2 separate regions of the Mus musculus genome follow, and region 2 is linked to region 1. A link is a loop called in an ENCODE intact Hi-C map of the cell type or tissue named here. Cell type or tissue: left cerebral cortex. All regions are shown on one strand. Links, peaks and the distances in the headings refer to the core of each region. The heading gives the core; the rest is flanking DNA. Region 1 holds the start of Lgi2 (leucine-rich repeat LGI family, member 2). Region 2 holds the start of 8030423F21Rik (RIKEN cDNA 8030423F21 gene).

Evidence for each region. Peaks named below come from ENCODE experiments on the same cell type or tissue, not always from the same donor. Only the 100,000 strongest peaks of a DNase experiment are listed, where the experiment ranks them.
Region 2: it touches region 1 in a loop (4-fold over the local background); 9 of 42 quality-filtered maps call a loop at or near these places.

Annotation. Positions count from the first base shown.
Region 1 is chr5:52,563,345-52,567,723 of GRCm38, reverse strand. Lgi2 (leucine-rich repeat LGI family, member 2) reads left to right here and starts at 1,418. Exons shown (of 8, transcript NM_001310604.1): 1 at 1,418-1,806; 2 at 3,687-3,758. The coding sequence starts at 1,619. In left cerebral cortex, for the core only: no CTCF peak of the experiment used is centred there; DNase peaks (open chromatin) are centred at 1,488 and 1,698; H3K4me3 peaks cover 1,655 bases; H3K27ac peaks cover 652 bases.
Region 2 is chr5:52,616,019-52,620,397 of GRCm38, reverse strand. It overlaps 8030423F21Rik (RIKEN cDNA 8030423F21 gene), which reads left to right and starts at 1,387. Exons shown (of 3, transcript NR_045738.1): 1 at 1,387-1,511. In left cerebral cortex, for the core only: a CTCF peak has its summit at 3,601; DNase peaks (open chromatin) are centred at 1,654, 2,516 and 3,666; H3K4me3 peaks cover 649 bases; H3K27ac peaks cover 1,694 bases.

The sequences.
Region 1 (4,379 bases), core at 63-4,062:
TCCATGAAGTGCCATAGTAGCATCCCATGTTCTACCCTTTGGCCAGTCTCTTATATCCATGTAACTATGGGAAGGTCCTTCTATTGGGCTATCTGTCCAGCTACTGAAGTTTCCTGCCCATAGGGAGAGTTTTTCTCTTTTCCCATAGTGGACAGCCAGATATTTCCCCCGTTGAATTGTGCTAAAATGATTCAGGAATAAGAGGCAGCACCGATGAATTTCCTCTTCTGCACTGGCTGTACTTGTTTCAGGCACACGCTAACATCAGAATGGTTTGCCCAGGTTGGTAGCCTGATGGACAGGTCTGAGCTCAGAGCAGTTGCAGGGGTGGGGTAGGGGAATCTATAATGCTTTGTTCTGCTTTGGCATTTCCTTCCATGCCCCCAGCAGCACACGACCTTATGATAACATTAACGCTCCTTAAGACAGATTCTAGAAGTAAAAAGGGTTTCCCTGGGGCCAGTTACAAATCCCCATCTCAGGCTCCAGTCTTTCTCTTTGGTGTTGACTGTTAACAGCACACTCTGACAGCTACCCAGGACTCCTGGGCTTCAGTTTTCTCATCAGTTAAATTCTTGAAGATGGATAGCATCCGCTAAGGGTTAGGAGATGAAAGGCCCAGTGCTCAGAGCAACAAACTCTGTCTCTCCTAACAATCTGTGTCCCCCATCATTTAATCAGGGGGTGGGGGTGGGGCGTAGCTACCGTGTGTAGCTACCGTGTTGAGCCAGGAAACTTTTCTTCGCAGGCTAGGTTCTTGCAAGGCCCAACAGCCAGGCAGGGGATACCCTGCTGTAGCAGTTTTGCGATTCTAGTTTTCTTGGGCAACTGAAAAGGGATGGCTTCAGTGAGCTGAGGTGCAGTGGAGACTCAGACCCCACAGAAACATGGTGGGCCAGCCAAGGTGGCCCAGTCGGGTCCCTGTGCTACAGTCATTTAGGTCCTCTGTAAGATAAATGAAGTCTGCACAAAGGTCTGGCCTCTTCGGGGCACTCGGGGATAGAGACCTTTCTCCCAGGTCAAGACAGTGCTCCCCACTCCTACTTTTCTGGGGGTGTAGAGGCTCCAGTTCTTACGGTTTCTACTTTCTAAAATTTATTTATTTATTTATTTATTTATTTATTTTTTGCGGGGAAGGAAGCTCAGGATTTGACCCCGTAGAAAGGAGTCCACTGTCTGTGAAATCCTTTGCAGCCACAGAAGGATTGCGGGTCCCTGCTCCCAGGGGGTCTGAGCCACGGCTGGCCCCTCCCCCAAGGTCATCCAACTTTTCCTCCCCCCCCCTCCCCCGCGGGGCGGGCCCCCGCGTGCATTATTCATTGGTCCGGGCCCGCGGCAGGCGCGGGTGCTGATGTCAGGCCAGCGCGGGTGAGGCGGTGCGGCGGCCGCCCAGCAGCCCGGGCGCGGGTGGGGGGGCGCCGAGTGGGGGTGGCGGCCAGCATGCTGCTCGGCTGCGGCTCGGCCTCCCACACCCGCGGCGCCCGCGTCCTCGCCAGCAGCGCTGGCGGCCGATCGGCAAGCGGCACCCGCGTCTGCTGCGGCGCTGGGTCCGAGCGCACGGCGCGGGGCGGCGGCGGCGGCGGGGGTCCGAGCCCGGGCGGGGACCCGGGGACCCGGCATGGCGCTATGGAGAGGCGGCGGGGCGCTGGGGTTGCTGCTGCTGAGCGCCGCGTGCCTCATCCCGCCGAGCGCGCAGGTGAGGCGGTTGGCGCGCTGCCCCGCCACTTGCAGCTGTACCAAGGAGTCCATCATCTGCGTGGGCTCCTCTTGGGTGCCTAGGATCGTGCCTGGCGACATCAGCTCCCTGTGAGTGGGACCCCTCCATCTCCGCCCCGCCCTGCCCTGCCCTGCGCCGGCCGCCGCCAGGGAGTTGCGGCTGGTGCTGGGGCAGCGCCACCTGACCCTGCTCCTTAGTCCCTTTCTTTGCCTTTGGGTTGGGGGGCACGGAACGTGGGTGGAATCTGTGTGGAGTGGAGGGTGGGGTGGGGGGCGACTCTAAACCCCAGAGTACGGGAATCCAGACAGGTCCGCGTGACAGTTTCTCATTGTGGCCCGAGGCCACCTGCATCAGACCTACCTGGGGGGGAGCTGATGCTACTGCAGACCCAGGGCCCACCATGGGATAGGGTCTCTGCACCAGAGTTCACAGCCTGTATTTCGGGCCACGAGGTGATCCTTGGGGCACCTTAAAGTTTTGAGTGGTTCTGTTGTGTTGGTGAGTGGGTGGGTGTGTGACTGGAGAGCAGCTGTATGCGCCCGGATTGAGCGGCTAATTAGGAATGGGTGAGGCCTCACTGCAGCGGGCCTCAGCTCTGCTGGGAGGTTGGCCCCCTCCTGACCTCTCCACACTGCAGGCTAGGAAATGCCTAAGCTGTGCAAAGGCACACAGCTTCTGGAAGTAGAGGGGTTACTCCACGTGGCTTAGAGAGGGGAAACCCGGAAGACTTCTAAGTGCTTTTCCGTATATGGTGTCCAGCCGAGCCCCCTAGTGAGGGAAACCTTCCAACTTCTTGCCTTGAGTTCAAGAGGGCCCCCTTTTTACCATCTTTCTCCATGGTGGGTTGTATTACCAGCACTGACAGAACTAACCAGAGAGATTCCTCCACTTGCTTGCTAAGCACTTTCAACTAGGTCTCACACAGTGGCAATAGTGAAGTGTTGCTATGGAAGGGATCTGAGGGTGGTCTGTTTATTGCTGGGGCATCTCTTGCTAGGACAGCCCCTTATTCCAGGCTGAGGTGCTGGAGTACCCCTGCAGATGTAGAGGAGGGGATCCTGAGGGTAAGGTAGTTCTGGGTACCACGTTGCTTGTGCCTTCTCCATCGTGTCCTGTGCTTCTTCAAGGCAAAAACAGCATCAGCGTACAGGGAGGGAGAGGGTTCAAGGTCCTGTTTACATCTGTAAAAAGTTGGAAGAGTTTGGCTGTGGGCACAGCAGGCCCGTTTGCCTCTTACTCTTGCTAAATTAGATCACATGGAGGATTCTAGAATTTCTCTTGTTAAACCCTTTGGATGGGATCAAAGCTGAAGTGTTCTGCATGTTAACTCCAGTCATGTATGGAAATCCTGCTGTGGCCAGAAAGGGCAGGAGACCCTGAGGCAGAAGCAGCCAAGCTTCTTTTCCCAGCTCGACCATTTATCTGGCAGATGGCCCTGCCTCTCGCTTCCTGGGCCAGTTCAGGTGTCTCTGAGTTTCCCCCAAGGCTTTCACAGTGCATTTAGTCAGAAGTGCTCTGAGTGTCTTCCAGAGACTTGTGCTTCCAAGGGGGGAATGCTTAATCCTACCCCAGAGTTTTGTGGGCCAACATTAACTTTGTGTCTGCACAAACAGAATCCTGGGTGAAGTAATTATCCACCTTCAGCGGAGGCCTCCTGTAGTTAAGGGAGGGAAGCTCGGGAATTGATTTAAGCTGACTGAGCTAATGTCTGTGAGAGGAGCCAGACCCATACATAGCACTGGATTCTGTTAGCCAGACTAGTTTTCCTCTTGACCAAGTATACTGGGAAGCAACTCTCCTCTTTCTCATCTTGCTCCCCGGGAAGACAATGGCCAAACACAAGAATCTTTACCCCAGAGAGGAGGAGTGTGAAGTTCAGGTGGAGGAAATGCCCACTGCCCACTGCCCACTTGGCTCGGCACTTCCTCAAAGGACCCTGGGCCTCACTCTGTCCCTCTCTTGCCCGTAGGAGCCTAGTAAATGGAACATTTCTGGAAATCAAGGACCGAATGTTTTCCCACCTGCCCTCTCTGCAGCTGCTGTGAGTATGAGACGTGGTGCCTGCCTTGTTCTAGTGGGTCTTCCTATAACCAACAACCCTCCGAGTCACCCTAGCTGGTCCACATTAAACCACTGTTCTCCTGCTCCAGGGCCTTCCCTGACTTAGGCCAATTTCTCCCCTGGGACTTGTGGTAGATCCCAGTCACAGATCAGGCAATTGGGAGGTGGCTGCATCGACCATAACCAGAGTTTCACCTCCAACATCTCACCTCAAAAAGAAGCTTATCTTAAAAAAAAAAATCCTGATACTGCTCTTCGATAGGAATGCTTCCAGTCTGTCTCACATGCATGCAGCAAGCAGCACAGGTGTGTGCGTTTTTATCTCACGGGCAAGGCGCCTCTGCAGGAAAGGTACTTTTGTTTTCCCATCTGACAGATGAAGAAACTGATGCTCAGGAAAGGTAAATGCTTTGCCTTGAGTCACAGAGTCAGGATCCAACCTGGAAGCCCCAAACTATGTTTGCCCCAGCTCCTCTTTGGGAATCACATCCAAGTTACCGAGTCATGGTGAGTGCCCATTTAAGGTCCCGAAACCCAAGTCAGTTAATGTATGATAGTGAAAATAATTGTCCCACAGTCACTTTTCGAAAGCAGTTCACTA
Region 2 (4,379 bases), core at 201-4,200, 53 kb before region 1:
TTCTGAGACATGTGAGCCAATGCTGGATCCAGATGTTCTGGGAGAGCATTACCTAGCTACTCCCTGACCAAGTACCCATGTCTACAGGTCCAGATTCAACCAAGGGTTTTGAGACTTCAAAGATTTGGCTGAGAGATGTCTCCATTCACCACCCAGGTTCTGCCCAGGTCCTCAAAACTTCTTCCCAGGGGTCTTGTTTTGGGCCACTGGGATTCACAGAAATGGATCACGGGGGACACAACAGAATGGGGGAAAACATGGGGGTGTGCCATGCATCTTGAAGACTGTTTGCCAGGGGTGATGTCCACAACATCCACATTGGTCTTTCATTCTCAGAGCTTGTGGCCTTGAGCAGTGGTTGGCCTGCAGGCCTTCTATGCCTTCTATGGCCTCACCCCAGTGCTGTAAGATGGGCAGGACGCTCTGCCCAGGAAACCAGACTTTTGAAGGCTGAGGCACCTGTTCTAGATTCCCAAAGCTGGGGGTGGCAGGTAGGAACTGACTCCAAGTCAGCCGCACTAGCATGCAAAGAAGGGGCCATGTTAGGGTCCAGACATTCCCCTGAGGATCAGGGTGGCAAGGCCCAGTGCCCTCTTCCTTGACAGATGTCAGTGCCTATCTAGCTGCTGGGCTCACCAAAATTTGGAAATATGATTTATACTTGTCTTGATGAATCAGTAAAGTGATCAGGTGGGAAGAAAAAATTCGGTTGAGGGCATTAGGAGAAGGGCTAGGGAACACTCTGACATGTTTGCAATCTTAATGTTTCTTTTTTTCCCATCTATCTCTCTTCCTCTCTCTGCATAATATATCTCCATCTTTCCTCATCTCTCTATTCTTTACCTCTCTCCATCTATCCCTTTCTCTCTCTTTAAAAAAATTATGTGCATAATGTTTCGTCAGTATGTGTGCCTGTGCCTGTGCCTGTGTACCACCGTATCTGAGGATGTCAGAAGAGGGTGTCAGATTCCCTGGGCTTTCAGTTATGGTTAGTTGTGAACCACCATGTGGGTGCTGGGAATCGAACTCAGGTCCTCTGGGAGAGCAGCAGGTGCACTTAACTGCTCTGCCACCTCCCAGTCTTCTTTCCCTGTCCTTATCCCCATCCTCTTTGTCCTTCTATTTTTTTTTTTTTTTATCTCTTCCCATCTCTATTTCTTTATGGCTTCTTCTCATTCCTAATTCTTCTCTTCTCCCCTTCCTCTTCCTCTCCTTTCTCTCCCCCCCCCCCTGCACCCCACCCCGTGTCTGTCTCCAGCCCCACTCCCCCCTTCCCTGCCTGCCCCTTACTTCAAGCATTCAGGGTTTCGCCAGGGGGCTAATCAACATGGGGGGTGGGGCTACACAGCTCTCCGAGTTTATTCACTGAAACAACTCTGTATTACCAGGACTTGTTCGCCGCGAAACTGACTGCTTACGTTTTATGTGGCCATTGATCTTTAATCTGAGTCTGCCTGGAGGTTTCCTATAACATCAGGACTCCCTGGCCCTAGATGTGATTGCACACCGGAGTAAGTGGCGGCCCAGGCTGCTCTTTTCTCATCGGAGCAGCTGAAATGGTTGTATGGTGGGTGGAAAGTGCTGAGGTGTGGGTTCTATAAATAGCTGAGCTTGGTGGCGCGGTCTCCTCGGGGTGCCGGGCGGCGCGGATCTGGGGATGGGGTGCGGGCTGCAGTCGCGGGGGAGGCTGCTATCTATAGCGCGCTATTTTTAGCTGCATCAGCCGAGGAACCTGACAGCCGGTTAATGACTGCCACCCGCCGCGCGTCTGCGCGCCCCGGCTTTGGCACGCCAGGAGCAGCTGCGCCATGCTCAAAGTTGTCGCCTCGGAAAAGGCCTCTCTCCCTGGGAAGCAGGGCTGTTGCAAGAAGGCACTGGGCCTTGCCACCCTGATCCTCGGGGGAATGTCCGGGTTTTAACCACAGCCCCTTCTTTGCACGTTAGTGCAACCTGGAGGGAGACTGCAGAGAGGGGGCGTGCGTGCGGCCTGAGGTGGGCAGGACACAACAGGAGGCAGACCTGAGAGGCCAGAGTGCTCTCCTTGAGCCCTGGGGAAGTCAGACACCTGGCCAGAAGACTGGGGGCGGCCACCTTGACTCAGAGATCATGATTTCCATAGGGAAAAGTCCTGCAGTTTGGAAATGAGATGTCCTTGAGAGATGTGCTGTTACGGTTTTATAGACGTGGTGCTGTGCACACGGAGGCTGAGTGATTTGCTCAGGAACACAGAGCCTGCCACCTCTCTCTGTACCCTCTGCAGCTGCTGCACCCTGTCAAGGGCCTGGTGACAGTGACACTCTGAACAGATCCCACAGCCTCCAAGCAAGTGGCCACTAGCTTATCATTAAGATGGAGTGGGGGCCTGAGAAGGGCCAGGGTCCCTGGTGGGAGGAGACCTGTGGCCATTTCACACAGGGAAGAGGGTCAACATGAAGTCTGAGCCCCTCCTATACTCCTCCTCCATGGCACTGAAGGGTGCGGCAAGCAGCAGGGCTTAGTCACGGTTCTGAGCCCTGTGTTATACAGATTGGCGCAGAGTCCTCCTTGCAATCCTAGAGATGCAGGAGAATCAGTGCTACCATCGCTTTAAAGACGGAGAAGAGAGACACAGAGAGGTTAATTAGTTGTTCAGGGCCATCCACTTAGGAAAGAGGGATTGAAACTGGGGGTCATCTGGCCATTGGCTATCTGTACCCTGAGACTCCCCACTGCCTCTGCATAAAATGCATCTGACTAAATCAACTCAGTGTGGTCAGATTTAAAGGATCTGAGACTCCTCTTCTCCACCCAGTCCCCTCTAAACTCTACAGCCCTAAGATCCAATTCTCACATGCTGATGATGCCCATGGTGGTGATGGGCCTTGGTATCCATAGCAACCAGCGGTGCCATGGTCCAGTCCCCTGGGCTTTATGGTATTCCCAGTCACTCAGGCATCCTTTGGTCACACTCAGGCAGATGGTAGGGGTGACTTGTTCTGAAGTTTCTCATGCTTTTTACCCTCTACTCTCAAGACCAGAAGACTAAACACTTGGTTTGTCTGAAGGCAACACAGCTGGAAGTGGCCCAGGAATCGCAAACATAATTCTGTGTGCTAGTACTATCTCATTATCTTCCTTCTTTCTGCCTGGGATGAATCTAGGTCTCCAGAGTCATAGCAGCTGTCTTATAGCATGGGGGGCGGGCGGGGGGGGGGCACCAGAAAACTGGCTGACAACTTTCTTGGTATTATCATATTCTGGAGTCCAGAAGTGTCCTTCTTATCTTGGGAAAAATACACAGCCGATTTGCTTACATTATCCACACTCCACCTCTGATACTCAAAAGCATTTCTAACACAGGCAACTGTTTGAGGTCTGTGCATGTGAAGTCAGTTTACAAAGTGGAAAGCGGAGAGGCAGAGACCCTGTTGGCTTGGCTGTATGGCCAGTCTCGGTTTGTTGTTCCTGGATGCAGCACTGACAGTCTCCTATCCCGGGAAGCTTCCCAGATCTGGTCATCCATCCTTCCTGCCTTCCCAGGACACAGAGACCCTCCTTCAGCTCCAGAGTCTGCTCTGCTCCTGGATCAGGTTGCAATTGCTAGCTCTCCCCACAAGGCCCAACCACTTCCTGCTGGAAGATCCATCTGCTGATGCAGTGAGCCAGCATTTCAGCTGATGAAACGGACCAGTAACTAGGAGAGGCTCACAGCTGCCACACTTCTTTCTCCAAGAAGGGAGAGCACCCTGGGAATCTGCCTGTGGCAGCATGTGGCCTGAGGAGGAGGTGTCCAGCCCAGATTCAGTCTCCAAGACAGAGCACATGAGGAAGACCCATGGGGCTGGCCTCTGGCTCTGTCCTTGTTTCCACCCTAGCTGCTAACTCCCTGTTTTTGGCTCCCTTCTCCGTCTTCTCCCCCATTCCTCCTCAGCCCCACACAGCCAGTGACTGACAGTATCTACTCTGCGCTTTTACTATCCAAGGCTTCTATTATCTGTGGTCAGCTGGGATCTGGAAGCATTAAGTGGAAAAACCCAGAAATCAAAAGTTCTTGCACCTGGAGTGATGGCTGGGTTGGTTAAATGCCTGAGATGTAAACACTAGGTCTGGAGTTACTCCCCAGCATCCACACTGGGCGTGATGACGTCCATTTGTCCATTTGCAACCCCAGTGCTTGGGGGCTGGAGATAGATGGAGGGAGGTTCACAGCCAGCCAGCCTAGCTTTGTGGGTGAGTTCCAGATCAACCAGAGACCCTGTCTCCAAGGAGACACACGGTGTTCCTGAGGATGATATGCAAGGCAATCATTTGCCTCCACAGGCATGCACACACACAAACATGCACATAGGCATGCCCATGAACAATGGGTTAAAGTACTCGCTTTTCTGAGCAGCGTGATC